Regions from separate parts of the Mus musculus genome. Here all the other regions are linked to region 1. The links are chromatin loops, found by intact Hi-C in ENCODE. Cell type or tissue: heart. All regions are shown on one strand.

Region 1 (5,000 bases):
CTGCTGCAGAAGGTCGGGGCTGGTGGCCTTGGATGAACAGAGCCCTATGGTTAAAAACCCCATATAAGCATTTCTGTTTCCATGGCAACTTGAGTTTATCAGGCAGCCGGAAGGGCTGGGAAGGACTGGAGGATGCTCAGGTTCACGCCAAAAGGTCAACATACAGGTACTCAGACCAAACCCCTCCCCTCCAGGGTGGGGCCTGGGAAGCTGCCGTTTGGACAGAACCTGTTACCACCCAGTGCAAGCTAACACTGGGGACCTCTGTATCCATAGAAGGCTTCAGACTAGACAGACTCATGGGGGCTGGTTTTGTGACCAGGTACAAAGCTTACCCCACTATACCCTGAGATTCCTCTCTACAGAAGGTAGTCCTGGCAGGTGAAGGAGTTGGATTCGGAAAGCAGATTAGCTTGGTGCATCTAAAGGGGGAAATCAAGGTAGATGCCGGGCAGCGAAGGTTAAGCCGTAGACTCCGCAGACCACGGTTTTCAAGCCCTGGGGCAGTACGGAGCCATGGAGGAAATGAGCCCCAAACCGGTGCCATCAAGTTTGCATTTTCCAGAATTACAGCCTGAGTGGGGCTGAGCTGAGGAGGAAGAGGGAGGGGCTGTGCTGGTTAGCTCTAGGCTACACTGTGTAGGTTCAAATCCCTGCCCCACCCAATCCCACAGTGGTGGGAACTCGAACTATTGGCTTAACCTGTTAGTGTGTTGGGGGTCTAATCTGTAAAAGGATATGAAAGTCTGATGATAAGAATTCAAGGACCCATATGAAGCCCGCAGCCTGCGTCAGTGCTCCATCGGCAAAGGTCTTATTGTTCTTCCGTGAGCAGAAGCAGGAAGCTACGTACCATGGCCAGTGTAAGCACTCTGGGGACCAAGGCAGGTAGCGTGGTCATTGAAACCCTCCGAGTAGCTCTGGAGACAGTATGGCCCTCTGTCACATTAGAACAGAGACTCCCAACCTCTCAGAAGCATAGACCGCCTGCTAGAAATGTAGAGCTGGCGGGAAGCGTGACCCTGTCCCCCGTGAGCCCTCAGCCCAGGCCTGCCCACATGACCCAGCTTCCTGTTTGTGATACCAACATTGGAGGGAGGAAATCAACAACCCCACCCAGGGCTAGAGGGCAAGAATGTGGATGTGCTGACGTCAAAACTTGTCCCAGTTCTGAAGAGATGGGATGGGAAGGGCTTCCTGCTGAGCTTCTGAGCTAGCCTGCTCTGAGGGAGCTGAGGTGACCTGTGACAGCCCACTCAGCTTTCTCTGTGGGGTGCTGCAGGGGTGAACTCGTGTCCTGCCACAACACAGCTGTAGGACCTGGGCAAACACGTTGCAAGTCTCAGTCCCGTGTGTATAAGGGAACGGCAATGCTAATGGAGCAAGGGTACCCATCAGGTCTGAGAGAAGCCCTCCCTCAACCGTGAGCCTTCTCCTCACTGAAAGAGCCACAGGAGAACCTTGCCTTCAAGAAAGATCCAAGCCCCTCCTGGGGTGAAGCATGCCCTCGCTTCCTTCAGCTCCTGCCACCATCTACCTGGCTGGCAAGGCAGGGAAGGAGAGGAAGCCAGTCACAGAGCATGAAGTATTTCCAGGGGTGGTGAGGAGGAGTTTGTCCAGCATTTATGCTGTGACTCAGGCTGAAGCCTGGACTCAGGCACTTCCTGGTCTAGTGACTCAGTTTCCCTTGTTATACAGCAGCATCACAACACAAGGCCTGCTTTTCAGCTTTGAAGAGGCATTGAGGCAACTATTGAGTACTGGTAGGGCCCTTCATGCCCCATGCTTGGAGGGCCTACTACGTGCCTGAGGCTCTATGCACATTTGATCTTGATTCTTGGCTGAGCCTAGAGAAATTAGAAATACTATTGACCACATTGTATGGCGTGATAAGCAGGCCAAGGGACAGCCTAAGCTCATGGAGCCGGGGACCAGCAGAGTCCAACGGAGAGCACAGGCCTCACTAGCATCAGGAATGTGCCTTCCATTGGAAGCATGCCCTAATAGTATTAGGTCATGCCCTTGACCCCAGCAGATGTTTCAGGGACCCCTCCCCACCTCTACCCCATAGAAGGTCTCCTGGTCCACTCTCCAGCCTGACCCTCTGGTTTCAAATGTGTCCACATAGGCTGTAGGAACTTGGCTCAAGTCTGGCCTCCTTTCTATAATAGACTGCTTGGAATCCAAAGCTGGAGTCCTGGTGTCCTCTGTCCCACATGCCTGGAAAGGCACTGTCAAGGTTCTTCACCCTATGAGACTGAATTTCCAAGCTTGGTACTGAAGGAGAGCTGGCATGGAGGACTGACACAGGGTCCATGAACCCCCCCCCTAGGAAGGCAGAGCCCCCTACAGCAAGCACCTGGGAGGGAAGGACCAGGAGTGGGGCCGCCATGGGGCCAGCTGGGCCCTCACTGGGCTGTCTGCCCTCCTCCATTTTCTCTCATTTTCCTCTAGGACATCACTTAGCCCCATTTTGGAGCCTGGATTAGACTCGAGGTTGGCTGCCCCCAAAAACTTGCAACCTGGTCCATACCCATCTTTCCCCTGAGCCTGAGTTCCCCGGTATGCTACAAAATTCGGGAGCCCCCCCTCCCCCAGTTACTGATGAAGACATCACATCTTTAAAGACCCTAGTACATCTCACAAAGCATCAATAAACTGGCATCCAGACCCAGGGAAGGGTCCATGAATGATCCTGAGAGCCCCTTCCTTGGGTGTCCAGCAGGTGGCAGCATCAGTCCCTTGTTGGCACACAGACTTTTGCTCTCAAATGCTTTATAGATTTTGTTAGCAATCCCCCCACCCCACCCCGTTCCACCCTGAGCTACACCCCCAAGCCCTTACAGAGTTTCATGCCATTGGTGGTGAGGAACTAGATTTAGAAGTTGATGCTCCTGGAGAATTTCCTGCCCACTAATCCCATAGGCCCTTGCTCCTAGCAAGGCTGCGGGCCAGCCCTGTGGGAAGAAGCAGAGGGAGCCTTACCCTGGAGACCCCTCCTCCCGCCGCCCTGCCTGGCTCTCCACAGCCCTCTGCATCCAGGGCTCTCTCACTTTCTCCACCCTCTTCCTGCTTTTCTTCCTCTTTGTGTGAATTACAGGAACAGTTCACAGGTTCTTTTCTTTTTTAAACAATTTTACTTTATTTTTATATTTTATATATGAGTACATGGTAGCTGTCTTCAGACACTCCAGAAGAGGGCATCAGATCTGGTTACAGATGGTTGTGAGCCACCATGTGGTTGCTGGGAATTGAACTTAGGACCTCTGGAAGAGCAGTCAATGCTGTTAACTATTGAGCCATCTCTCCAGCCCACACAGGTTCTTTTCCAGGGCCAGTATGCAGCACACAAGAGGAGTCTTTTGGAGTGTTCAAGTGATGGTGGGAAAACAGTCAATAATAAAGGAAGAAAGGAACTTCTTTTTTTTAATTCTTTTTTTAAATTTATTTATTTATTATATGTAAGTACACTGTCAGACACTCCAGAAGAGGGAGTCAGATTTTGTTACAGATGGTTGTGAGCCACCTGTGGTTGCTGGGATTTGAACTCTGGACCTTCAGAAGAGCAGTCAGGTGCTCTTACCCACTGAGCCATCTGACAGCCCAGAAAGGAACTTCTTCAGGAACTTCTTCACAGGCCCTGGCAAGCATCCGTCTGGTGATATGACAGGGTGACCAGCGGGAGGCATGGAGGAGGCAGGGAAGTGGCCAAGGACAAGGGAATCCACACAGAGGTGCAATCCTCAAAGGCCCTTGGGCAGCCAGGGATGTCTTGGGAATCCAAGGAGGCTGGTGCCATGCTTTTCCAAGATGCCGACTAAAGGGTGCATCAGCTTGCCACAGCCCATATAGCCACAAACACAGAGAAGCAGTTCCTGGGTTCTCAGACGAAGAAACTAGGACCCTCAGCCAAATCAGGGACCATAAGCAACCAGGAAAAGAAAGAAAGAAAAGACAGAGTTTAGCCTGTGCAGAGTGCAGGTACTCTGTTGTGCCGTAGCGGCTACTTTATGTAGATGAAGGGATGAAATGGGAGTCTCAGAAGGAAGGAACACGCCTAGGGTCATGAAGAATAGCAGACCTGAGCCTTGTACCTGAGGCTTCCCCATGGAGGTAGCTAGCACCCTGTGCCCTAGATACCTCAGAGCCACCCGGAGGGCCTTTCCTTCCTCGGGCCCTGCAGCCATCCCGCTGAAGCTCCTTAGGGTCCCTTGAGGTCAGCCAGCAAGTCTTATTCTCACAACCCTCCCCTGGCACTCCACGTTTCCGTAGCAATGCTCTACCCTCTCCCACCGCTGCCACCACACCACACCACATCACACCAACCCTGTTGCCTCTCCCTGGATGGCTCTCTGTGTGACTAACACCTAAGGTCACCACATTGTGTCTGTCTCCCCCACCAGACTGCACCTGAACCCCACGAAGGTCTCAGCCTCATGAATCAACCTTTATATGGCCCCTGCCTACCACACTGATAACATGTATTCATTCGTACCCAGAGCTGCATGTGTAGAGAAAGAGCTCTGTGGACTGGAGACCTTTGCTTGAGCCTGTGCCAGGACCTTGACCTGCAGGAAGAAGGTCAGAGAAAAAAAATGGCAGCTGTGACCTAGGCCAAGTCCTCCAGAGTGGGGCCATCTGGGTCATGGGTAGCATTAGTGCTGGGGACATGGCATCAGCAGGCTTAGAGATATCTCTTGTGCACAAAATAGAGATGAGTGAGCCCTAGAACGTGACCTGGAACATCTTCTAGGGTATAGGGAGGGTGGAGTCCCCGGAGCTCTGAGCAAGGTGGCAAAGTGTGTGAGGGTCTGACTCAGCCAGGAACTATTGGGGAACATAGGAAAATGGGGACAGACACCACTCTTGCACAAGCAAGGTTTGGGCACAACCCAAAGGACTGTCACTTGCTGGGCCATTCTTGAGCCTCACTGTGGTCCTTAAAGCAGGTGGAACTCGGTGTGGGTGAGGAAGCTAACACTTCCAGAAGGAAAGGTACT
Region 2 (5,000 bases), 170 kb after region 1:
CCTGGATCCCACAGAGCAGTTACAGAACCAGAACCCACTCTGTGAGAACCAGCTCTGTAGGTGGCCAGTGGGGGAAACCAGCTGGTCCCTCCCCTCCTGCCCAAACCCTTCCTATCAACCATTGGCTCCTTCCAAAGTCTTAGTGCCGAATCTCTACTTGCCAAAGACTGCACACACACACACCTCCATTCTTACACACACACACACACCTCCATTACACACACACACACACACACACACACACACCCCTCCATTCTTACACACACACACACACACACACACACCTCCATTATACACACACACACATACCTCCATTCTTACACACACACACACATACCTCCATTACACACACACACATACCTCCATTCTTACACACACACACATACCTCCATTACACACACACACACACACACACACACACACACACACACACACACACCTCCATTCTTACACATGCCCATATGTGCATGTTGTGCGTGCATGCACACAATATGCTAAGAAAAATAATGTCCACTGGGTCACTTTGAAGCATCATTTATTTGTGTCAGCCCTTGTGCGTGGTAGGGACCTGCATCTTGGAATGTGGGCAGCTGTTGGCCATGATGGCCTCAGGGCTGTTAGGCAGTCAGACACTGAATGCATATTGATCAGGCACAGTACCAAGTTCTAGAGACAGGAAGGTGAGTAAATGAAGCAAGCAGCCTCTGCAGGCCTCCATTCTGTGCTGTCAACTTGGAAGTGTTCATGATACCTGGGCCTGAGGCAGAACCCCTGTGACTCCTTAAGGACATCCGTCTGGCGTGTTCCTACTGGGGAGGAAATGTGAACTGATTCTCTGTGCACAGTAGACATAAGGGTGGCTCTTTTTTTTTCCTTTTGTGACTACCTAATGTTTTGTACAAATAGCAACAACAACAACAAAATAGTAGAGTTATGATTTTCACTAAGGCCTTCCTTTCTTCAGGTTTTATCCTTGGAGAGTGGGAATTTGAGACTTGTACTTCAAGGTGATCTTTGGCCTCCTGGTTTAGGTATAGATGTGAGCCCATCTCATGGGAGTTTCCAGGGATGAAGACTAGAATCGGCCTTTAACCCCATGTGACCCTAGTACTCTGGACCCTGAGAGCCATTGTGGGCATGAGCAAGAGGTGTTGGGTCCCCTGTGCTTAGCTTAAAGGCTCCAGGGCTTTCCCCAGTTTTCCTGAGGGTGTGTGTTGGGGGGGGGGGTCACCTCCATCCCAGGAGTGCTGCCCTTTTCTGAGGAGACAGCAGGGCCAGAACTAGTCAAGGCTGGAATGCTTGCTCCATGCTCACCACTCTTACAGATCTGAATCTGATCTGCAGAGACCAGGATTAGAACCCAGAAGACTAAACTCCCATGTTCTTTTAGCTCCATGGTTCCTAGCCCAAGGTTCTAGAAGGAATAAGAGGGATGGACATTGGGCCTCATTTTTTGCTCGGGAAGGCTGAGGCAGCTCTGGTTAGCTCATGTTTATCAGTAGCTGATTGATCCCTTCATCCTTTGTCCAGCCATCCTGTCCACTCCTTCATTCAGCAGGCCTTGCCACTGTCTGCCCTGTCCCAGGCTCCGTGCAGGGTTTAGGGGCAGGAATGTAAGACTTTGTCCTTGCACTCAGCAACTTTGCCATCCAGGCTGGGAGGAGACAGGGGCGCTGGGTGAAAAGGTCGTGTTAAACTATTACAGGGCTGAAGGGTCAGCAGTTTATTGAGAAAGAGGGAAGACAGTGACCAGATTCTGTTGTTTGTTTTGGCAGTGTTGGGATTGAGGCCAAGGGCAGGTTTATGCCAGGCAGGCGCTTGACCCCAGCCCTCTGGGTTTGATCAGTCTTACTTAGTTCTTTCTGGAGCCCAGAGCCCAGATTATTTTAAAACTTAAAAGCAGACAGACAATACCTACAATGAAATGGGGTCTTTCTTGAGTCCCACCTTTCTCCCTGGAAAATTTCTCTGTGTGTGAGGGATGGTGGGGAATGTAATTTTGCCAGTCTCTCTCTAGTCTAGTTAAGGATGAAACTGAAGCTGCTCTGTTTCCTGGGGCTTCTCTCTAGACAATTCTTGGTGACCACGCATTAAAGAGGATGTGTTCCCTGGCCCCTACTTCACAGGAGCGTGCTGCTCCTGGGCCTGAATCTCAGAGAAAATGCCCCCTCAGCACCCCTCGTTAATGGCTATCCCATTTGTAAGTGTGTGGCTCAGAGTATTATATATTATGTAGTGCAGATCTAACAATCCCAGCAAGCCACATTCTGAAGAGAAAGGGGAGAGGACCCTACAGTACCAGGAGGACTTGAACTTGGGGTTACAGGCAGAGCCACCTGCCAGGCAGTGCCCACCCCATCTCATCTTATGCTGTATTCCTGCAGCCCTGGCCTCCCATGACTACATCTTGAAGATTGTACCCACAGTGTATGAGGACAAGAGCGGCAAGCAGCGCTACTCCTACCAGTACACAGTGGCCAACAAGGTGAGTGGGCCGTGAACGGGCTGAGCATTGCAATTGCTCCCTCTGCTGGCCAAGGGCATAGGCGATGCCCCGCACATTCTGCTGAAGGGAATTTCAGTGGGGTGGACAGGGAGTGTCCAGGCTCATTCTCTAGTCTGAGTAAAGATGAAATACCAGTTCTTGCCGTGGTAGTGGCCTCAAGGTCCAGGTGAGACACTCTTAACAAGGAGATAAGATGTATTCTGTTTGAAGTAGGCAGAAGACCATCCCAGCTCTGACATTGTCTGGTCCTGGTTTCTTCAGGCTCCTGTTGATCAGCACATGGCCGATGCTTTGCATTAGGCAGGGAATCCTATCAAGGTGGCTGTGGACGTCTCAGGACCCCAACAGTCCAAGAGACACACAGGTCTTCTGGGAAGCCAAGGGACATCCAAGCCAAAGAAATGAGATGGCACAGCGGTTAGTGGCTTGAGCCTCTCCAGAAAGCATGGCTTGTGCCAATGGAACATAGGCACTTGGAGTAGGTTCCCCTGTTTACCACGAGGCTCCTGTTTCTGCTGTTGCAGGGCCACCCAGACCCTTAGTATAAATGATGGAGTGTTCAGCTCAATTAACTATCATTATGGTTGAGGAACTCGCCAAGCTGTGTAGTTACAGTGTAGGAATTAGACCCAGGTTCCTCTTGGGCTCCAGAGCCCCCTGGTTGCTCACCCACTCAGTCCAAATAGGGATCGTCCAGGCTTGCCCACTTGGACAGCCTCTTGGTCATGGGTCCCTATGCTCTGATTCCCTTTGATCCATAACTCTCTCCGAGAGACTTATTGCTTACATTCACTATTTCAGGCCGTGTCTGTCCTACTCTCTGGTGGCATAACAAAATTCTAAGAGCCTAAGTAGTAAGTAAAGAATAGAAGTCAGCCAGGCAGTGGTGGCGCACGCCTTTAATCCTAGCACTTGGGAGGCAGAGGCAGGTGGATTTCTGAATTCAAGGCCAGCCTGGTCTACAGAGTGAGTTCCAGGCCAGCCAGGGCTACACAGAGAAACCCTGTCTTGAACCTTCCCCCTACCCCCCCCCCAAAAAGAAAAAAGAAAAAAAAAGAAAGAAAATAGAAGTTAATTTATCTCATGGATTGGGAAAGAGGAAGTCAAAGAGATCAACCCCAGCCTGTGGTGAGCCTTCTTGCTGTGTTGTCCAGTGGAGGGCAGGGCATGGAGAGACACAAGCATACAAGCTTAGAAGTGCTTTCCTCTTCTTATAGGAGAGCTAATGCTACCATTGACACTTACCTCGTGGCCTCATCTAACCTAATCACCTCCCAGATTACCACCTCCAGCCACCACCAATGTAGGCTTACTTCCGGGTTCAGCCCCTTGATGTACACAAAGGACCTGTAACTTTAGATGGCGAATAGCCGTGGTCCCCCTGCCCCACATGCACAGGGCTCTGGGCTCAGCCCAGCACTGCAGCATGCGTATGACTTCTGGGGAGCATATTTCAACCATTGTACTCATTATAACCTCCCCCCAGTGCTGCCACACATCAGCAGGAAGCAGGGCCCTGGACCACACTGCCCCATCCTAGCTCAGTCATGTGTCCTTGTTTGTAATATGTCCATGGCAGTTACTTCACAAGATTGCTGTCAAATGAAGCAATGTTTTCAGAAAGCTCCCAGCTCACTGGGAAGGCTGGGTAATTGGTACACTACTGCTGCTAGATTTCATTCTGTCTCTTACCCCCTCAGCGCTGGGCTGTGGCCCAGACAATCACCCTGGGAAAGCTGAGTTTCCTCTGCTGCAGGCTTCCTCCATCAAAGCTTTGGCAAGGGCCTGGTGGCTGGACCAGCTCACTCAGCGTTCTCTGTGGCTTTGCCCCCAGCCTGTTCTGTGAATGGAGGTGGCTGTCCAGTGGGTTAACACTCAGTGGTGTCCATGGGATCACTCCAGCTGCTCAAGACCAGTGCTGGGGACATGGGGGTTGGGCCTGGGGACCCCGGCATCCATCTCCATTTGTTGTAAACAAGAGACGCGAGCCCAAGCCTTTCAGGACCCTGAAGTGCTCAAACCAGGTCCTGTGGGTCATCAGCTCAGATCCCTGTTCCTTGGTGGCCATTTGGCCAATGCTATGTGCATCCTTACGAGCCATGGCAGGTTGGGCACTGTACCTTCCCTGTTCTCTGTGCTGGCCCTACTTGGTGGACAAGTTCACACCCACTTGGTTCACCTGTCAGGCAGGCTATCTTCTTATTCATGGTTTAGAATGCCCCTTCCTTAGTGAGCCTTCCCCATCCCCCTGAGCAGAACTGGCTCACCTATGGCCTGCTGAGCACCCTCCTCCACCCTCCCTACACGGATACTGTTAGAAGCTAGTGATGCGATGATGTCTTCATCCACCAGCCTGTGACTCCTCTAGGGGAGGGGCTTCATCACCCCAAGAACCTTAGGACAGCGGAGGCAGCCAGCAGAATAAATGAGCAGATTCCGTGTGACTGGCAAGTCAAGGAGGAAATGCTCAGACCGAGTTCAAAGCCCACTTTCC
Region 3 (5,000 bases), 130 kb after region 1:
CTCCCGTTCCACCTGAGTCTGCCTCCCTGCATTGCAGGAACCTTCCAGGTGTGTGCTGGCCACTGGGCCTTTGGTCTTGCTGTCCTTGCTGCCTAGAATGTTCTCCTTAGATATGCACTTGGCTGTTGGCCTGTGTAATCCGGGTCTCTATTATTTGACTCCTTGTCAGACTTAGCAGGCACCTCTCTCCTCACTCCTGCACTGTGTCCTTTTTCTTCAAACGCTTACCAGTGCTGACGTGTGTTCATATCTGATTGTTGTCTTTCTCACCAGAGCTCAGATGACTCGAAGGCAGGAAGGTGACATCGCTGTATTCCCAGCACCCAGCCCTGTGCCGGGTCCATAGCAGCTACTCAGTAATGTGGAAGAAAGGCAGATAGGAGAGAGAGAGAGCGCAGATGGGGTGCAGAGGGCACAGCCAGCCATGTAGAAAGGCCTGAGGGTCTTCCAGAGACAAGAGTATAGGTGGCACCATGGGACAGAGAGAAGGGCAGACCAACCAGGCCTCCTGAGACACAGCCTAGCTATCTTCATTTTCTCACAGATAACCAGCCTGTCCCAGGAAGTGGACATTGCTAGCCACCCTCATAGGAAAGAGCTCTCCAGAACCGGCAGCCAGGCCTGTGCAGCCCACTTCCTTCCTTCCTTCCTTCCTTCCTTCTCTGGGCCCCACCACAGAGGATTGTGAGAAGTCTCCTCACAGTAATGTGATGGGCAAATTTTTCAAGTTCACAGTTTCCTGCCAGGCCCCACAGTCAACCATCCCAGCTGTGAAGGCTGACCCCAGCTCACTGAGTGACCGTGAGCCTTTCCAGGAACTGCCCTGTGCCCGTGGCTCCTCCCACTCTTTTCTCCAGACTTGTTTCTTCTTGTCTTTCTAGAATCAGGATCTCCATCTGAGTGTCTTCTTCTCTGGGTTTTCTAAGCCTTACTCTTATTAGAAATAGGGCTAAGTCTGTTTTTTTTTTGTGCCTTGAATTGCCATCTAGTTTTGAAGATCAGATGAGGCAATATGAGTTAAGACTCAAGCTCAGTAGACGTCATTCACTTCCAGGTTAAAACCTTCATCTGGTCTTTTTATCCAGACCCAGCCAGACTCGCCCTTCAGTTACTTCCCAAGATCACAGAATGCTGTCCAAAGGTTTTCTCAGCAACACTGAGCCCAGTGACAGACCCAAAGGACGTGCAGACTCCACTCAAGGGCACCTTCCGAAGCTATTCCTACAGGCTACCCTCCCCAGTGCCCTCCTGAGTATGAGAAATACTATCCCCAGGCCCCACCATCCAGCCCCTGTTTGTTGGTTTTAAACCTGTTGGAAGCCCGCCCCTGGCAGGAAGCCACAAGCATGAGAATCTAGTCCAGGAATAGCGCTCCCTGCTCAGCATTTAAATGCTGCTGTATTTTTACCCCATGATGGGTCACTTTTGAAAGCCCTCGCTCATGTTCTCTCCCTCTAAGAATACATTTCCATTTATAGCGTCTGTCCAGGGGGTGTGGGGCTCAGGAGAGCATCCTGTTTCACTTCAGGGGATTCCTGTTCACCAGCAGGAAACCTGAATCCAGGCCAAGCCCCAGGTGTCTTTCTACTTCCAGGGTCTGAGCTAATCTGACTGTTACAGGCTGGGAGACAGGTGGGGGTTCGGGCCGCTTGCCAGCTCTGTACTGCCTGGGTCTCCAGGCAGTACAGCATTGTGGTTCTGCCGCTCTGGGGTACTCTTTCTCCTTCATTCACCCACCAAATGCTCACAGCTTTCTGTTAGCACAGGTTCTGTAAGGGTACAGGAGGACCATGCTGAGCAGGGGCAGTGAAGGCCCTGGAGGGGTGAAAACAGTTAGGGTGTGGTTGGGAAAAATTATCGCTTTGGTTCCTCGTCAGGCTCCAGTCCCCATTCAGATTCTGTGAGCCTAGACAAGTGATTTGGCTTCTGTGAACCTCCTGCATTTGTTAATGGTGTTCCCTGGGTGGTGGGCAGGATTAAGCAAGATAGAAACAATCAGGTGTCTAAGTAGTAGTACCTGGCCCAGGAGGTGGGAGTGTGTGTGTGTGTGTGTGTGTACCCTAGGCCCCTCCCATATCCGACTGTTGACTAGGGTAACTCAGGTGGGTTTAGGCTGAAGGTCTTATGAAGGTGGGTGTCTGTTGTTCTCAGAAATGGGTGTGTGCTATCTCAAATGCCTGAGCCCCTCCTGAACAGCACTTAGTGACCCTCAGCCCACCTTGCAGTCAAGCCCAGCATCTGAGAATCTGATGGTTTCCTGGAAGATTCTGAGGGAGTGTGTATGGACCCCACTTGGAGGTGTGCCACCCCTCCACCCACCTTGCACTTGTCTCTCGGGGCCTCTGTGGGGTGCCTGAGGATCTGGGTCTCACAGTGTAGCCCAGCGGTGGAGTCAGGCAGTACACATGTAACTGCAAGCAGAGAGGGAAGAAAAGAGTGGAGAGGAGTGACACAGAGCGGTGGCTGCCTTCCCGGAAGGTGATGTTGGAATGCAGGCCTAGGTGAGAGAGTGAGCCATGCTACCGCACACTCCAGATACAGGAAGTTTTGTTTACAGAAGGTTGTTATTGGTTCAGAAATATTGATTGGAAAATTGTAGCCGTGATTCGTGTTTTAAACAAGTCCCAAGTAGCATAATGAATCTGTCACCCTAAAGTCTGAGTGTCCCTCTGTCTAGAGCATTCACCCGTGTACTGACAGCCCACTATCACTTAGTGGTCACCCTAGTCATCTGACTCAGTGTCGTGGTATCACGGGGTCTGTTGCAGTTAACCATTATATTTTTAATAATGGCACTAAAACTCATGAACAGTGACAGTATAATGTTATAACATTCTGTTCATTGCTGCTGGCGTCTTCCTGTGGCTGCTTTATAAATTCAATTTCTCAGAGCTATGCTTAGGAAAGGGTACCTGGTTTCAGGGACTCACAGGGTGTCCTGTGGGCAGGGAGACTGCAGAGGGTGGGGTGGGGGTGGGGAAACACGTGCCCAAGTTGTCCCACTGATGCACGGAAGTAAGAAGACTTCTTACTTCTGTATCTTTTATGTTTTATCTGTCAAGAGAACCCAAGTGGAAGTGGCTGAATATGTTTTGTTTTTCTAATGTAACATAAGGACTGGAGATGTTAGCAGTTGTGGGTTTTGCTCCAGTAGCCCAAGGATGCCAGCGACTTTGTCTCTGCTGCCTCAGCCCTGGGTGTCACATCCACATCTAAGATGGGAGGGTAGCAATCAGGATAGTGTAGTTAGAGCAAGGAACACCTGGCCCTTTGAGTCTATAATCTAAAGTTCACAGTCCTACAATACTTCATAGCAAATGTCATTGGCTGGGCTGCTGGAGACATGGCCCAGTGTAGCATTAAGGTGCCTGTCAGGCAAGCCTGTGGTCCTGAGTTTGAATCCCCAGCATCCATTGAAAAACTGGGTGTAGCAGCATGTGTCTACAACACTAGCCCTGGGGTCAGAATAAAACTAAGAGAATCCCTGGGGCACCCTGGCTGACCTTGGTAGCCTAAGAGAACCCCTGGGACACCCTGGCTGGCCTTGGTAGCTGAGGAGATGAGCACCAAGCTCAGGTTGAGCTGTATCTCAAAAAATTAAGGTGGTGAGGGATCAGGAAATGTACTTGCCACCGTCTTTTTCCCCATCATCTCTTGATTTATGATGGAGATCTTGTCACTTGTTCTGTAGAGTTCCCCATGATCCAGAGGTGGTTTTCTAAGTCCTCTAACTGGTAAGCTCAGGAGCCTTGGGTGGGTCCAAGGTTGGTTCTCTTACCAAGAAGTTTTTCTGGTAGTGCTGTGCTTTTGCGCTGGTGTCCCTGAGACTTGCAGTGATGGCACAGTGGCCTGGCTTGTCTGTCTAAGGTTCCCATGCTCCATGGGTATCCCCTGGACAGGAGAGCTTGTGCAAGGTCAATCTTCTGATCCTCATAGGATCTGCATTTACTCTTGGAAATCCTTCTGGAAGACAGAACTTTGCCCCGTCAACTGTTCCATGACCTAGAAATAGATATTGTAAAAGATTCGGAAGAAGTGTTGTTTGTCTAGCAGGTGGTCTACCATTGTTTGTTCAGCATGGCTGTGGTTTGGAAGGCCTGGATTATATTACGTTATTTGATACATTATAATCATGACCGTTATTCAATTTATTGGCCTGAACATGACACATAGTTATGTGTCACCTATTATTGCTGTGTGCATACCATTATGTCATCCTAGCCCAGAATGTGTCCATCACTCCTGAGAGCTTCCTTATATCCCCACCTGCAGTGATCTTCTGCGACATTTTCCAGAATCTAATATGAATGAAATTACCCCATCTGAACCCAGTTAACTTTACCCAGCCTCCATGCACCTACCCACACACTATCCCACATTGTGGATGGTCCACACTTGATGTGCATGGACATCTAGGTCGTTTTCCTCTTTGACCAACATAAGGAAAGCTTCCTGGGTGTTCCTGACTGTTCCTGAGTGTTCCAGAGTGTTCATGTGCACACCCCTGTGTATGTGTAGTTTTGCAGTTCTCCTGGCACACGCCTAGCATGGCGTGGCTGGGTCCTACAGTGAATGCGAGCTGTGGTTTTACTACAGTTTAACTGTTCATGGCTTATGAGGCTCAGCTCTTCGGCATGCAGGTGTCAGGACTGGCAGGTGACTAAGGCCCTCCACTTAGCAATCAGCCAGTGCTTTCCTGCAGCGTGGATCAGTTCTTCTGTGACTCCAGGAAGCGGGTCTTGAGGCTCAGGCTGCTTTTGTGGGAATTAGTTAAGGTCTTAAGGGACTGTATTCCCTAAAACAGAGACTGCATGATCGTAAAGGAACTTGACCCCTTTCTGTCTGTCTCTCTCACACACGTGCTTCTTCTGTGCATACCTGGAAACTTCTCCTTGCTATGTCTCTACTGTGATTCAATCTAGCACAAGGTCCGCCAGCAGTGGATCAGATGTGGCCACAATGTCATGAATGGAATTCTACACCCCAATAAACCTCTTTTC
Region 4 (5,000 bases), 81 kb after region 1:
AGTCCTTAGTTGTTTGGCCTTCATGGTATCCATCTAAGGGGACAAAAATGCATCACAGCAGAAGAGACCTGCTCACCCCATGGCAACCAGGAAGCAAGAAAGGAGTCAAGAAGCAACTGAAATCCCAATAACTCCCTCAAAAGTTCACCCCTCCTCATGACCTAACTTCTTTCCAGCAGGTCCTACTCTTGAAAATTTACTATCTCTCAACAGCCTTTCATACACGGGCTTTGAGGGGCACTCTGGATCCAAGCCACTGAAGGCATGTGCGGACCAAACTGTAAACCCAAGACCTGCCTGCACATGCACCATGCCTGCAAGAAGGCCCGAGTGTGGTCCAAGCCTCTGGTTGTTCATCTACAGAAGCCCTGAGATGTGAGAGATGAACAGATCTCTGACTTAAAGCTGCCCACCATGTGAACTGTTGACTCACACAGGTCGCTGAGTTACATGTATGTACTAGTAAACAGAACACAATGTATATGAAACATGAAGAAAAGACATATAAGAATTCATATAAAATTAAAAATAGAATTACCACTCCAAAAGAGAAAGAAAGTCTGGAGAGATAACTCAGCAGTTAAGAGCACTGACTGATCTTCCAGAGGTCCTGAGTTCAATTCCCAGCAACCACATGGTGGCTCACAACCAACTGTAATAGGATCTGATGCCCTCTTCTGATGTGTCTGAAGACAGCTACAGAGTACTCATATAAATAAAATAAATTAAATAATTCTAAAAAAGAAAACAGAGAGAGAAAGCAAAGGTTACAATTGGGGCCAAGTGATTTATCTGCCAAGTTTCCAAATTTATGCAGATTCCTTTGTGACTTATATATTAAAAATTAATTACAAGAGCCAGGTGTGGTAGCACACACATTTAATTCCAGCACTCGGGAGGCAGAGGCAGGCTGATCTCTGAGTTTGAAGCCACCCTAGTCTATAGAGTAAGTTCTGGAACAGCTATGGCTACACAGAGAAACCCTGTCTCAAGAGAACAAAACAAAACAAAAGTTAACTTAAAAATAAGTTGACAGGAGCCCCTGATGGCAAGTCAGTGTTGGGTCAGTGCTGACTCCTTGCTGCCCACTCACTCAGTAAAATCCAGTGTTTACCGTTCCATTTCCTAGTCCACGCTAATTCCAAACCAAGTCTGGGCCAGAGTTATTCTGGCCCATTGTAGTCTTTTAGTAAATATTTGTTAAAAAAAAGAAAGAAAGAAAGAAAAAGAAAGAGAGAGAGAGAGAGAGAGAGAGAGAGAGAGAGAGAGAGAGAGAGAGAAAAGAAAAAAGGAAAAAAGAAAAAGCCCTTTTCTGTCAGGTTCAGAAATAGACTGAAGGTCTCTGGTGGTAGACCCCTGTAGAAGTTAGGCCTGATTCTTTCTCCTAGCCCCATACTCCCAGACATAAGACTCAGACTCAAAATATATTTACAATACCTTGGCCATATAGCTAGACTCTACTCTGACAAGATCATAACTTAAATAACCCAATTATTTTAACCTACATTCTACTATGTGGCTGGTTCCCTGTACTTAGATACCATGTATCATACATTCCACTATGTGGCTGGTTCCCTGTACTTAGATACCGTGTATCATACATTCCACTATGTGGCTGGCTCCCTGTACTTAGATACCATGTATCAAGAGAGCAGAAGATGCCCTGGGGGAGAGGGTCCTGAAGATATGGCCACAAGGACTGGCCAATCAGAGTAAGAGCAGCCCAGGCGGAACATAGTCATATCTCAGAGATGGAGGATTGACATCTGCCCACTTCTAGTGCAGCTCAAGGCTCATTGCAAATATAAAAGTTTTGTCTTTTATCTGGGAACTAAGCCATCAAAGGTGGGGTAGAAATCCCCAATTGATATTAATTTTCACAACAGACCCCTCTCCCAAGGCTGTGGCACCCCTGGAGACCACCAGAAGATCTAAACTGGGCCTTCAACCAGGATCTCGTAACACAACTGACTTTCAAGTTCTTCCTCAGATCCTAGTCCAGAGTTTACTGGCTGGGAACATCCAGGAATGCCCACCTTTAGCGCCTGCTCCTCCCAAAGCCGACTGTCCTGAGAGAAGCCATCAGTAAGGATAGCCTTGGCCAGGGCAGGGTGAGTGCAGGGACCTCCGCTGTCCTCTGTGTGCTTCTCCTGCTTGAGGAGTTTTTCAAATAGAGAACTTTTGAAACTACACAAACAGTATTCCTTTAATTAAATACTTGGCAAAATAAAACCTGAACGTCCCCAAAGCAAATCCTCTTTTCTGAACTGTGCCCCGATTACTGCATGATTCTGAGGGGTGGACTCGGAAGAAGACTGAGCCCCTCCGTTCCAGCAGGGAACAATGAAGGGCGTTACTCCTGGGGGGCAGGCAGGATACAGTTGATGTCTACATCCTGTCTACACTACCCTAAAACACTTCCTGGGGCTTGGGGCCAGATTTCTTGAATTTCACTTAACTGGGAAGCTGGATCAAGGCTCTGCTGAAAATGAGGCTGGGTGTAAAGGAGGAAATGGGAGGGGGACAGAGTGGACTGAATCCACGGGGGAGGGGGACAGAGTGGACTGAATCCACGGGGGAGGGGACAGAGTAGACTGAATCCACGGGGGAGGGGACAGAGTGGACTGAATCCACGGGGGGGGGGGGACAGAGTGGACTGAATCCACGGGGGGGGGACAGAGTGGACTGAATCCATGGGGGTGGGCAGAGTGGACTGAATCCATGGGGGGGGGCAGAGTGGACTGAATCCACGGGGGAGGGGACAGAGTGGACTGAATCCACGGGGGAGGGGACAGAGTGGACTGAATCCATGGGGGGACAGAGTGGACTGAATCCATGGGGGAGGGGGACAGAGTGGACTGAATCCATGGGGGGGGGCAGAGTGGACTGAATCCACGGGGGGGGGACAGAGTGGACTGAATCCATGGGGGGGGCAGAGTGGACTGAATCCACGGGGGGGGGGCAGAGTGGACTGAATCCACGGGGGGGGGACAGAGTGGACTGAATCCACGGGGGGACAGAGTGGAATGAATCCATGGGGGGACAGAGTGGAATGAACCCGGGGGGGGGGGACAGGGGACGACAGAATGGAATGAATCCACGGGGCCAGCAGAGACTCTGATCACAGTCCCTGATCCTGCCCCCAGGGAGCCTCTGACACCTGCAGACAGGATGAGGCTCAGGATCCAGTCAGATGCAGATCCAAGGCAGTCATGACAGAGCCCACCCTGACCCTCACTTGCTCCATTTTGCTGAGAAAGAAACTGAGGCCAGAATGGGGACTGGGCAACCCCAATCAAGGTGACCTAAGTCAGCAAAGATTGGATCCATCCCAGGATTCTATTACTGCTCTGGAAGCTTTCTCTTCTGCCTTCGTCTCTATTTTGTGTCCATCAATACCCGTGGGTGATGTGAACCGCTTCTCATAGGGGCTCTTCACCTGACAGCTGGAAGCTGGCTGGAAGCACCCGAGCAGACTAGAATGTTCCTGTTTATAGGTTTAGTCACTGCACAGAGAGCTGAGTACTTCCACAGGGAGGGAAAGAGCTCATGGCTTCCCAGAAGGAAAGGAACAAGGGAGGGTGGAAAGGAGGAAGAAGGCTTTTCACTCAGAGCCTTAGTTTACAAATGAAGAGACTCACAGGGGTGGCCAGTGTGGTGAGTGACTTCAGAGTCACCCAGCCTCCCTTGCTTTCCTGTTTCCTGGAGCTCAGCCTGACCCTGGGCATCACAGCCCACCCAGAGGAAACAACAGTCATCAGTCAGGATGGCAGAGACACCTGTGTCCGGACATCAGCTCAGTCAGTGCAGTGCTACCCACACAGTGACACACACAGGCGTTGGGACACAGGAATCCAGACAGACTCCCTTTGCTTAGCTAACAAGCAGGAGAAATGGTGGATCCTGGGCGATGGGGAGGTCCTAAACCTTCGGAGGAATGCAAGGAAGAGCCTGCCCCACCCCCCACCTAGCTACATCACTAGAAGACTGCGGAGGAGGGGCCAGGTGAGCTCCAGGTCAGATCCGAATGACTTGGAGATGAGCAGCTGGTGCTGAGTCACTCAGCCTACGTGAGCTATCTGACGCTGCAGGTGAGGTTAGCACTCCCTGGGTGCGACCTTGCAAGAATATGAGCTTCAAAGCCCTGAGAAATGTAGCGGGAATGGCCACGCCTCAAACCAGAGGGTCATCGTGTGCTTGTACAAACACTCCCTCTGTGTAGTCTGGAAGATGCCACCAGCAGTCCCCTGAGAGTGAAAGGCAGAGGACCATTTCAGTGAATGCAACCTGTGAGCTAGATTCCAGACATCAGCCATAAGACATGATTTAGAGCCACCACGGACCCCAGGGTAAGAATGAGCAAGCTGAGGCCCAGAGCAGTTCACTACCTGCTTTGGATCACACACCCTGAGAACCGAGGGGAGGGACAGGGATAGGATTAAAACGTAGTATCAGCATAGTCCAAAGCACACCGTCAAGAGACTACTCAGCCAGTGTCCAATGCAGCCTTAACGCTGTGGGTCTCAACCCCTGTGGGGTCTTAAATGAACTTTTAAGAGGGATTGCCGAAGACCATCAGAAAGTGCAGATATTCACATCACAATTCATAACAATTCAAAATGACAGTTATGAAATAGTAACACCACAACATGGGGAGCTGTATTAAAGGGTCACAGGGTTAGGAGGGGTAAGAACAAGTGCCTTAATGTGTCATCAAAGAAGGGTCTGAGTTGTGCCTTGCAAAGGAAATGGACATGGGGTCACCCAGTGAGGACAAGGGAGGCAGGAGGCAGGGCTCAGAAAACAGACCAACACATCTAGCATCTTCCAAAGAACACTGAAAATGTTAGAATTTCACCTTCTAGGGGTCAGGGCCCAAGGTGGGTTCTCTGCTATGGGGAGTATGTGACAAACTGGAAACACTGCATTTACATACACTCTTTTACATACATGCACACATGTGTGATAGAGAGCTGGCCACTAAGGCAGGAGGACATTTG
Region 5 (5,000 bases), 250 kb after region 1:
TCCTTTTAGTTCCCATGTGGTTGGGTATCAGGGTCTTACGTGTGGTTGGCACTCTGAGGGAGAGGTTTACTATTTTATTTTCTTCCTATGGAGCTACAGTTACCTATTAATCTGAAGTCCAAAAAGTTTGTTTTAGCCCAGCATGGTGGTCATGCTTGTAAACATGTGCTCAGGAGGCAAAGTCAGGAAGACTGTCACGAGTTTGAGGTTAGCTTGGTCTAGGGACTGTTAAATTGCTAGTTGCCTAGAATCATTACTTGCTATTCAGTCTACAACTGGTCTTCCGATTGATGTCCGTGGAATTGTCTAATGCTGCCACTGTTCATTGTGTGCTTACTGTACGCCAGGCACTCTGGTAAGTGCTTTATATGACTTATTTTTAAAACAATCGTTTTCTTTTTATATTATATATGCAGCATGTATACAGATTGTGTGCGTGTGTTTGCTTAAATTTAACTCCTGTGTATGAATGTAGGCATGTACACATGTTCCATTGTCCACACCGTTTTAGATAGGGTCTCATCATCACTGTGTGCCAGGCTGGCTGGCCTGTGAGTTTCTGGGGTTCTCTTGTCTCAAACTCCCATCTCCATGAAGGAGTGCTGCGATTACAGATGTTCCTGATACACGTCCGGCTTTCACATAGGTTTTGGAGATTCAAATTCAGGTCCTCACATTTGTGTGATAAGTGCTGTACCCACTAAGCCATCTTACCAACCCTATGTAAATTATTTCACCCAGTTCTTACACCAATCCCATTTTTACAAAGGTAGAAATTTAGCTTCCTGGTTCACATGTGGTAAAGCAAGGATTCCAATCCAGGTTACTATTAAGCCTGTAACATAGTGACTGGCTATTTAATGTGCTTGGCATGGAGAACATAGGACAAGAGACATTGCTAGTCCCACCCCACCTTTGTCAGGATTATGATCTAGGCAGACTTTTTATCCCCAAATCCATGGTTGCTTGCTTTTGAACCAGGGAGCAAATTACAATGTAGTTCACACTCACCCTGAACAGAGACACACCTGCCTCAGGCTCCCCAGTGCTGAAGTCACAGGTGTATGTCATCACCTCTCATCCCAGACCATGATGGTGATAGTGAGACGCTACCACAATGGTTCTCAACCTGTGGATTGTGACCCCTTTGGAGGTCCAATGACCCTTTCACAGGGGTAGTCTAAGCCTATCAGAAAACACATTATATTACGATTTATAACAGTAGCCGAATTATTGTTTTGAAGTAGCAATGAAAATAATTTTATGGTTGGGGTCACCACAACATAAGGAACTTTAGGAAGGTTGAGAACCACTGATCTACCACTTGCCTGAGTCTTTGTGCATGGGGGAGGGGGAGTCTTAATTTGGCGGGGAGCGGAAGGTTACTTTGAGACTTGGTCTTATCCGGGCATGCAATTCAGTGTAGCTAAGAACACACTTCAATCTTCCTGCTTCCTTATCTCCAGTGCTGAGATCACAGGGGTCAATCACAATACCCCCTTCCTACATCCTCGCCTGCTTTGAAACCCCGAGTACTCCCAAGGGAAAACTGTTATTTGAAGGGAATCTGATGAGGTTTCTCTGTCCTTTAGTCTTCTTTTCCTATGCTTAAGAAAGTATGTTTTTCTGTGTCCATATGTGTGTGCGGGTGCAGACCAGTAACCCTGCACCCAGAAGACTAAGACAGGAGGGTCCAGAGTCTAAAGAGATTTCTGGAAACACAGGCTGCTATAATTAGGTAGGTTGTTTCCTTGAACAATAATTCTCCTGAGGTTTGTTTTTGTATTTTTTTTAAATAGTTCTCTTATCGTATGTGTCTGTTCGGAGAACTATTTGGGATAATGAACCTACCACAAACTACACATCCGATAAAATATCAACAGGATTAAGAGGCGTAAATCATCACATTATCACAGGTTAGACAGTCTTGTCCATAAAGCATCTAGTAGCAGTTTCTACAGCTGAATACAGGTCCTATCCCAAAGATGTATGCAGCCGACTCAGGGTCTGGGGATCCAGACTCAATAAATATGAGTTGATGAATGAACAAACAACTGAAGGCCAATTCAATCGGGGAACAGGAACGTCATTTACTAAACAGAATGTCGATGCAGCCCCCTACTAATTAATATTCCTGTAATCCCCCGTGGTTCAGTTAAACTGTAAAGTGGGCATTTGGACTCCTTGGCCTTCATCTTAGTTCTGAGGCTACAGACTGAATATGGAAGCCTCTGAAAAGAACATCACGCACGAACGCGAGCTTACTGCTCGCTATCCCCAGCGGCCCACGCCCACGCTCAGCAGCAGCCTACTAGCCCCCGCTCCGCCCTCTCTTCCTGGTTTTCCCCAGCAACCCGCCCCTCTGGTGTCACGTGACGGGCGCTAGCCCGGCCGAGCCTCTGATTGGCCAGACTTCAGGGCGCCTCGCGATTGGCCTGGGGCGGCGGGCCCCCGCCTCCCTCCTCCTCCTCGCCGCGGCCCACGTGAGGGGGGCGAGTCACGCGATTTCCGGGAACCCGTCAGGAAGGACATAAACAAAACAAACCGAGGCAGCATGGAGACGGCCCGCGGCCGCGTAAGCGCGGCCGGATCCAGTGCCTGAACCGCCTTCAGCCTCAGGTGAATGCCGAGCGGTCGCACGGGCGGGCGGGATGCAGCGGCAGAGAACCGCGGGTGAGAGGCGCGGGTGCCCGGCTCCGGGAGAGCGGGGCGGGGGCCGCCGGGCCGAGGGCGCGCGGAACGGGGTCGCCGATGCGAGCCGAATCGGGCTGCCCCCGCGGCCGACGGTTATATAAAGGGCGGGCGCGCGCCGGCGGGCGACCCCGTTAGGGCCGTGCCCTTTGCGCTCCCGGGAACCAGGGATCGCGACTGCCGGCAGCCGGCCTGTCAGAGCGGCGAGCGGGTGGGAGGGGCCGGGAGGGAGGAGAGGAGAGGAGAGGGGCGTGTGAGGGAGACCGGCACAGCTAGTGTTCAGAAGGCTCCGGACGGAGGAGCGGACCGGGAGAACTCTGGGCAGGGGCGTCGTGGGGCTGCTGTTCCCCCCGGCCCCTCCCCGGAGGCTGCGGGACTGGGGCCTCCCTCTCGGGATTTGTTTATATGTCCTCTCTAAGCAGCTTGAAAAGCCCGGAGGCGGAGCCCTCGCTGTCGAGTGGCGGCCGGTGCTGTCCAATGGAGGAGGCAGACGGGGTCCGTGGCGCCAATGGGCGCAGGGAGGCGGTGCCGCGCCCCCCCTCCCCCCCAGTAAGTTAGGCTGTGCTGGGGGTTGGTCCGACAGGGCGGCCATATTAGATGGGAGGGGACGGGCCTGGGGACGGGGGTTGTCACTGAGCGGGGCGGAGACGGGGCAAAGGGCGAGGAGCCGAGCCGAGCGGGGCGCGGGCCGGGCGGGCTGGGTGTGGGCTAGAGTCCCGGAGGGACCCGGAAGATGCCCGGAGGAGCCTGACCCGGCTCAGCCGCTCCCGAGTGGAGGCGGCCAGGGAAGTAGCGAGGGCAGTCTAGCCTCCCAGGGGGCGGTTCCTGGGTCTAGATGAAGCTTGGTCTCTGGCGTCTCCTTCTTGGTCGGCTCTCCGCTGCTTGGTAGATCCTGCCACCAAACCCTTTAATCGCCCACCTTTAACCCAAGAAAACAAACCGTTTTGCTACTTCTGAGCAGGCCTGAATCTTAAGACTACCTTAAGGAGGTATTTCTGTAGTTAGGGGTGTGTTTCTGTACCAGGTCTCCCGTGTAGAGGCAGGCATTCAGAGGAACTTCTGCTTTTCTGGGTATTGCAAAGAGAAAATTGGGACTGGAAAAGCAGACAAAATTGAGTGAGCGGCGTTTCTATCCACCCCCCCCCCAAAAAAAACAAAAACAAAAACAAAAAAAAAAACGTGGATATCTTCCAAAGATCAGGCCCTTGTGTTTCAAGTCTTAATTTGCCTCCCTTGCTCACATAAATTGGAAGCTAACATACTTAATGAGAAAACAGCCTTGAGAAAAGTATTTAGGTCTGATGAGTCTTTAGACTTTTGTCTATCCAGTATCAGCAAATGAGAAAAAGAATGAAGGTCTGACTTATTTTTTCAAAAGCAGAAATAGGAATTTTTTGTAAATTTTGTGACCTATGGTAAAATGATTGTCACTTTAATTCTACTTTAAAATATTTTTCAGTGTTGCCTAGTTTAAAAAAGCTGAGAGATACTCCAAATGGGGAAATGTGGATACAAAATTGGAATTGTTTTGGCACCATATTAGCCTTGTTAAATGCTTTTTAAAGCTTTTAAGATGAGTTTATAACCTGTGACCTCATGTTGTCAAAGGTAGTAGGCTATTGATACATCTTTGGTGAAGTACTTAGGAGTAGGAATACATCATAGATATATCACCCTAGGCAGCTCTTCAAGAGTTCAGCTGAAGAATATTAACAAATAGTAAATAAATTTTCATCAACTTTTATTGGTTTTATGTGACTGACCCTCAGTTTTGTTAAAACTTGGTAAAAATATAATCCCGGGTTATTTGATATATATTTTTTTAATTAGATATAATTTTTATTTTTATTTTTTGTTTGTTTCTCAGGCAGCATTTCTCTACATAGCTCTAGCTGTCCTGGAACTTAACCCGTAGACCAGGCTGACCTGGAACTCAAAAAGATCCATTTCCCTCTGCCTTCTCAAGTGCTAGGGTGAAAGGTGTGGGCCACCCCCCCCCCGGCTATATATAATTTTTATAGTAAATAAAATATTACCTATCACTTAATGTTGTATTGCTAAGTCCAAATCTGTCCTATTACTACAATCAGTTATAAAAGGTAGGTCTGAAGTTAGAACCAAGCAAAGGTTTTCATGATACCCAGAACACTTAGTCAAAGTTGGTTTTCATTGCTTATGTACTAATTTTTTTCAAGATTTTTTTGTTTTGTTTTTTATATGAGTACACTGTAGCTGTCTTCAGACACGCCAGAAGAGGGCATCAGATCTCATTATGGATGGTGAGCAGCCATGTGGTTGCTGGGAATTGA
Region 6 (5,000 bases), 120 kb after region 1:
CCAGAGCTTTAACTTTGTTCAGGATTCTAGAAGGTTCTTCCATGGTCTTTATTCTGAGGACTTAATGATAAGCAGGGCTGGTTTGGTGCTGGAACAGAAAGTTGCAGGCTGCTCTGGAGGAAAAGGCCGTTATGAGTGGGTCTTCGTGGTGGGTAAGCAGTTCCCTGAGGCCTGGGAAGGAGCATGCCCTCCGGGCTTCATATAGCCAGGACCAGAGGTCTGCAGGCCAGGGATTCTCAGGGTGGATGTCTGCACAGGCTCAGCTCTAACAGCAACCCATCAGACTGGCAGCAGCTGGCTCTGCTAGCAGCTGGTCTGACTGCCAAGATCTCTCTTTGATTCACATTTTCCACATTGAAAGATGTTTTGAAAACCTTGACCTTCAATTCATCACATGTCCCTTATTAAATTGTAAGTCACATCCAGCCAGTTAATGAAAAGACAATGGGCGGGTGACGCAGTACAAGGCATCTTGGCAGGAGCTCACCAAAGCGCTCTAGCCACAGAAGACCTGACCTAGTGATACCCCTGTTCCAGGGCAGACAGCGTGTCACAACTATGAAGGGCTGGGCTTGAGAGAGTGGCAAGGCTGCAGTAAGGCTGGAGAAGCGGGGACATGCTGAACATTCAGCAGGGCCCAGGCAGGTAGACGGGAACCCGACTTAAAAGAGGCAGAGCCCACCGGGGGAGGTGGGGAGGAGTCACACGTTTGACTGGAAGAGAAGCAAGTGGTAGATGTGTGAGGGGGTCAGTGTGGCAGGGGCTTCTTAGACGCGGGCATGTAGACAAATGTGAGTTGGAGGGAAGAGATGGCATTGTGACATTGTAATGTCTGTCCCCAGTGAGTACTGTGAGGTGGGAGGGCAGTGAGAGATGGAATAGACAGCTGAGGTGGACCTTCACATGCTGGTCACTTGGTGGGAGCCACAGAAGGTTCTAGAACAGATGTCATTCTGAGGAAGGTAGGAGCAGCTGCGTGGAGAAACACGTAGGCGCAGAAGAAAGTAGCTGAAGGCCTGGTGGCATGGGTAGGCCCAGTTTCAAAGATGGCAGAGGGTGTGCTCTCCCTTCTAGGCCGACTGTCCGTCACCTTGCCTCGTTCATGGAGGCGGGGCAGAGAACTAAGACTGAGTTCTAGCTTGCCTCCTTGGCCTCACTCCTCACTACCTCCACTTACCAACGGAAGCAGCGTTCTGCCTCCCTCAGGGGTGTGGCAAGAGTGAATGAAGCACTGCACATAGAGAATGTTAGGAGAGTACTGGGTGTGCAGACAGCTCTAGGTGAGTGTCACCAAGGGCCAGAGAGCCTACATGGGGACACCCTAGCTGGGGAACTTAAAAGTATTGGAGTCCCCCGTGGGCCAGTAGACTTTAGGGCCATGTTGACATATGTCCATGCCCATTCACACTCTCTGTGTTGACTCTTGCACTGGTGAGCAAGGGAGCCTGTGGGGCTTCAGTTTGCTCATTGTGAAAGGGGATGGAGGCCAGTGCCTGGTTCACGGCACTGTTGCAGAGATGAAGTGGCCTGCTTGATGCTGGAGAAGGACTTAGCGATGGGCATGGCTGGGGTCAGTCCTCATTCACATCCAGGTTGTTGCCACTTCCATAGTAGAAGCATCATTTCCTGTCCAGTGCTTTCAGGAAGATGCCTCTCCTCTCTTCCTGTCACTTCCCTGTAGAGACTCTGGACCGGAGACTCCTCTCCTCCCCCAGCCCCAATGAGTCTTGAAGACTTGGCCAGACTTGTGTGTAGTAGGGAATGGTCCCAGCCTGGGCTCCACCCCTTGCTGGCCGTGGGAAGTTGTGTCGGTCTGTCATCACTGTGGCACTGCCTTCTCATCTGTAACATTGGGCTGATAATCCACACATTGTGTGAGGGCAAAGCTGTGTGGCACACATGAACTACTGCGTGTGCCATCTCCGGGGCCAGAAGCCTCTTGTAGCATCCTCTTAGGCAGAAGAGGATCCTGGTTCACAGAAGAGTCGCAGGTTCAAGGACAGTATCCCAGGATCTTGAGCACAGAGTGGGCTGGAGGCATCTCAGCTAAGTATTCCAGGGTCGTGGTATGTGACAGTGTCAACCCAGCCCAGACGCAGGAACAGCTGTCCACCCTGGCCAGCCAGTGTGCACACTGGTCAAAGTTTGTTATCTTAGCCTTTTTAACACCCTGCGAATATGGGAGCAGCAATCCCTACTGTCCAAGGGTCGAAGCTGTTGCAGGCTAGGCATGTGGTGAGAAAGCCCTGACAGGGCATTTGTCAGTAGCCTGTGGGACATACCCAGGAAGTCTGTTTGTGGTCCTCTTCTCCATACCTTTCCTTATAGCTTCTTAGGCTGCAGGGCTGGGAGGCAGTGTGTGGCCTACATAGAAGACTCTGCACCACACCAGAGAATTAGCATGGCCGACCCTAAGTTCTTCTCTCTGCCCTGCATCCCCTCTATACCCCTGCTAGGGTCACAGCGGGGCCGATCCCTGTAAATACCAGTCCGCTTACATGTGCATTTTTCCTCTGTGATCTTCCTGTTTTGATGAGACACTGCCTTTGGCCGCACGGGTTCCCTAGGGGACTGCGGTCCTGAGGCCCAGCCCTAGCCAGTCATTCAGGAATTCTGCTTCCTGGCGCCCCACACCCTGCACATTCCACCAGGGCTAGCGCCTCCTGCTCTGCGTGAATGGGGTCTGCCTTCCCCATTCCCACGGTTCCCATGGCCACTTCCTTATCACCCTCTCCAGCTGACTGAAAAAGGCCACATTCCAGGGCAAAATTAGACTCACCCTCCCTTTCTGTTTTCCTCCAGCGGGCAGGAGAGTTTGCTAGAGTAGACTGGCGCTGGAGCCCACGGGTACAGGGAACAGACTTGCTGCTTGGCGTGTCCCCTGAATCTATCACTTCGTTTCTTGGATCATTTGAGGAATGCACTGGGCTTCTGCTGTATGCCAAGAAAAGCCCCAGGGACTGGGCTTACAAACAGTGGGGTTGTACAGTGTAGCATGGGTACGGGCCGACAGCTGCTGGGCTTGGGGGTTGAGCTGTTTTCATTTGCTCCATATTCTAGATTCAGCTGATGCCTCCATGTTGCTTCTAAGGCGTCATTTGATGGCGTTTCAAGGTGTCTGCTTGTTCGTGCCGTGCTGGGGATGGAACCCAGAGCCTTTGCATGTGTGCTCTACGGCTGAGCTGCATCTCCAGAGGGCAGAATGGGGGTTACTTTAAGAGCCCCCCTTCTTTCTAGCCGAGGCAGCACAGAGCCGCACCTGAGCGCCGATGCTATGTTCTTCAAATGCCCCATGCTTAGAACCACAGGCCAGGTAAACCTCGGGGCAGAACTTACCCAATCTGTTAGAGCCACAAGAGGTGACACCTGGCAGCATCTGACAAACCCAGGCTGGGACCTTCTAAAAACTACCAGTGAAACCAGGGGAGGGGACAGACTGCAGCAGTCTGAAGGGTGCCCTTCAGAGGCCTCCTCCACTCAGGAAATCCCTTGATTCCTGGCTTCACTGCGGAGAAGAATTTCATGATGATTCAACATGAAGAGAATTGGAGTTCACGAGGGGTTTTTTTTTTTTTTTTTTTTTTTTTTTTTTAAAGATTTATTTTATTATTAATATATGTAAGTACACTGTAGCTGTCTTCAGACACTCCAGAAGAGGGAGTCAGATCTTGTTGCGGATGGTTGTGAGCCACCATGTGGTTGCTGGGATTTGAACTCTGGACCTTCGGAAGAGCAGTCGGGTGCTCTTACCCACTGAGCCATCTCACCAGCCCACGAGGGGGGTTTTAATGTTAGTTTTTGGCCCAAGTACTAAGGGGAAATGAGGTGTTTGGGAAGAGAGTAAGACACCAGAGAGCCTGGGTGTGGGCTTCTCTGAGGGCCACACGCCTTTGTCTTTACAATGGACAGGTACAGGATTATGGTGGATTTAAAAGATAATATCTTCAAAGGGTTTGTTATCTGCTAAGAACCCGAGTGAGATCTCTGGGTAGTCCTGAAGGGCACCTGACAGGGTCGCACTTGAGACGGTGGGTCACAGGCAGTTGGAGATCCCCACTGTCAGCAATGTTAATAGTCCTGCTTAGGAGAGTCACAGATGATGTCCAGTTCATTACCATTTTAACAATATCTCTATATGGGTAAATTATAAAGTATCTATCTCATTTACAGTCATCTTTTACTTATTGTAGGTCTATCATCCATACATCCATCCATCCATCCATCCATCCATCCATCCATCTATCTACCTATCTATCTATCTATCTATCTATCTATCTATCTATCTATCTACTGTCAACCATCTGTCTAGTCTGGCTTCTCAGCCACTTAGAGGCTCCATGGAGACTTCAGAGTCAGGGGCCCTTTTTCATTTCTCACATCTCTATGATTTCCTTGTCTTTCCTACTGCAGAAAGTTGAGGACCAGTCACAGACCTGGGGGGGGGGGGCTCCAACAACTGAATGCAGTGTGGTACCTGAGCCCAGCAGAAAGACAAGAGAGCCAAACCCTGAGAAAGTTGGTGGCCTAGTTGATGGGATCATGTCAAGTTTCTTAGTTTTGAGAATTTCAGTTACATGAGATGTTAGCATCTCATCCAGGAAGCTGGTGGGAACCTGCAGTCATGTTTATCCTCTGGAGATAGAAATAGTCAGCCAGGCGTGGTGGTGCACGCCTTTAATCCCAGCACTCAGGAGGCAGAGGCAGGCGGATTTCTGAATTTGAGGCCAGCCTCATCTACAACATGAGTTCCAGGACAGCCAGGGCTACACAGAGAAACCCTGTCTCGAAAAACCAAAACCAAACCAAACCAAAACAAAACAAAAAGTCTAAAGTGCAAAGTTTATGCTGAATTTCTTTCCATCCATAAAAAGAAGAAAAGAGAAGAGCAAGAGGAGAAAATGTGAGGGGCCTAGTGGCTTGTCATCCCAGCTATTTTGGAGCTGAGGCAAGATGATCACAAGTTCAAGACCTGTCTGGTGCACTTAGGGAGAGACTATCTC

The links. Hi-C counts contacts between places; a loop is a spot of excess contacts. Peaks named below come from ENCODE experiments on the same cell type or tissue, not always from the same donor. Only the 100,000 strongest peaks of a DNase experiment are listed, where the experiment ranks them.
Region 2: a loop joins it to region 1, with 5 times the contacts of the local background. A loop is called at or near these places in 41 of 42 quality-filtered maps.
Region 3: a loop joins it to region 1, with 6 times the contacts of the local background. A loop is called at or near these places in 5 of 42 quality-filtered maps.
Region 4: it touches region 1 in a loop (8-fold over the local background); 2 of 42 quality-filtered maps call a loop at or near these places.
Region 5: a loop joins it to region 1, with 2.1 times the contacts of the local background. A loop is called at or near these places in 2 of 42 quality-filtered maps.
Region 6: a loop joins it to region 1, with 7 times the contacts of the local background. A loop is called at or near these places in 5 of 42 quality-filtered maps.

The regions. Positions count from the first base shown.
Region 1 is chr17:26,464,114-26,469,113 of GRCm38, forward strand. It overlaps Gm34455 (a long non-coding RNA gene), which reads right to left. Exons shown (of 3, transcript XR_876694.2): 3 at 3,541-5,000. Among named protein-coding and RNA genes, the nearest start is that of Gm34455, 38 kb to the right of the region's middle. In heart, CTCF peaks have their summits at 2,714 (motif pointing right) and 2,914; DNase peaks (open chromatin) are centred at 108, 568, 1,108, 2,828 and 3 weaker places; H3K4me3 peaks cover 418 bases; H3K27ac peaks cover 2,471 bases.
Region 2 is chr17:26,636,359-26,641,358 of GRCm38, forward strand. It overlaps Ergic1 (endoplasmic reticulum-golgi intermediate compartment (ERGIC) 1), which reads left to right. Exons shown (of 10, transcript NM_026170.3): 8 at 2,385-2,485. Among named protein-coding and RNA genes, the nearest start is that of Gm41553, 2.9 kb to the right of the region's middle. In heart, a CTCF peak has its summit at 2,538 (motif pointing left); DNase peaks (open chromatin) are centred at 2,453 and 4,153; H3K27ac peaks cover 1,873 bases.
Region 3 is chr17:26,594,929-26,599,928 of GRCm38, forward strand. The region is part of intron 1 of Ergic1 (endoplasmic reticulum-golgi intermediate compartment (ERGIC) 1); the gene reads left to right. Among named protein-coding and RNA genes, the nearest start is that of 1700049J03Rik, 31 kb to the left of the region's middle. In heart, CTCF peaks have their summits at 1,572 and 2,394; DNase peaks (open chromatin) are centred at 203, 713, 1,553 and 2,343; H3K4me3 peaks cover 1,188 bases; H3K27ac peaks cover 3,032 bases.
Region 4 is chr17:26,545,571-26,550,570 of GRCm38, forward strand. The region is part of intron 3 of 1700049J03Rik (a long non-coding RNA gene); the gene reads right to left. Among named protein-coding and RNA genes, the nearest start is that of Gm34606, 13 kb to the left of the region's middle. In heart, no CTCF peak of the experiment used is centred here; DNase peaks (open chromatin) are centred at 2,461, 3,816 and 4,042; H3K4me3 peaks cover 928 bases; H3K27ac peaks cover 2,881 bases; H3K27me3 peaks cover 563 bases.
Region 5 is chr17:26,713,156-26,718,155 of GRCm38, forward strand. It overlaps Crebrf (CREB3 regulatory factor), which reads left to right and starts at 2,495. Exons shown (of 9, transcript NM_029870.2): 1 at 2,495-2,619. In heart, a CTCF peak has its summit at 4,928 (motif pointing right); DNase peaks (open chromatin) are centred at 2,406 and 3,206; H3K4me3 peaks cover 2,537 bases; H3K27ac peaks cover 2,601 bases.
Region 6 is chr17:26,582,075-26,587,074 of GRCm38, forward strand. The region is part of intron 1 of Ergic1 (endoplasmic reticulum-golgi intermediate compartment (ERGIC) 1); the gene reads left to right. Among named protein-coding and RNA genes, the nearest start is that of 1700049J03Rik, 19 kb to the left of the region's middle. In heart, a CTCF peak has its summit at 2,640; DNase peaks (open chromatin) are centred at 477, 1,147, 1,727 and 2,637; H3K4me3 peaks cover 1,908 bases; H3K27ac peaks cover 3,491 bases.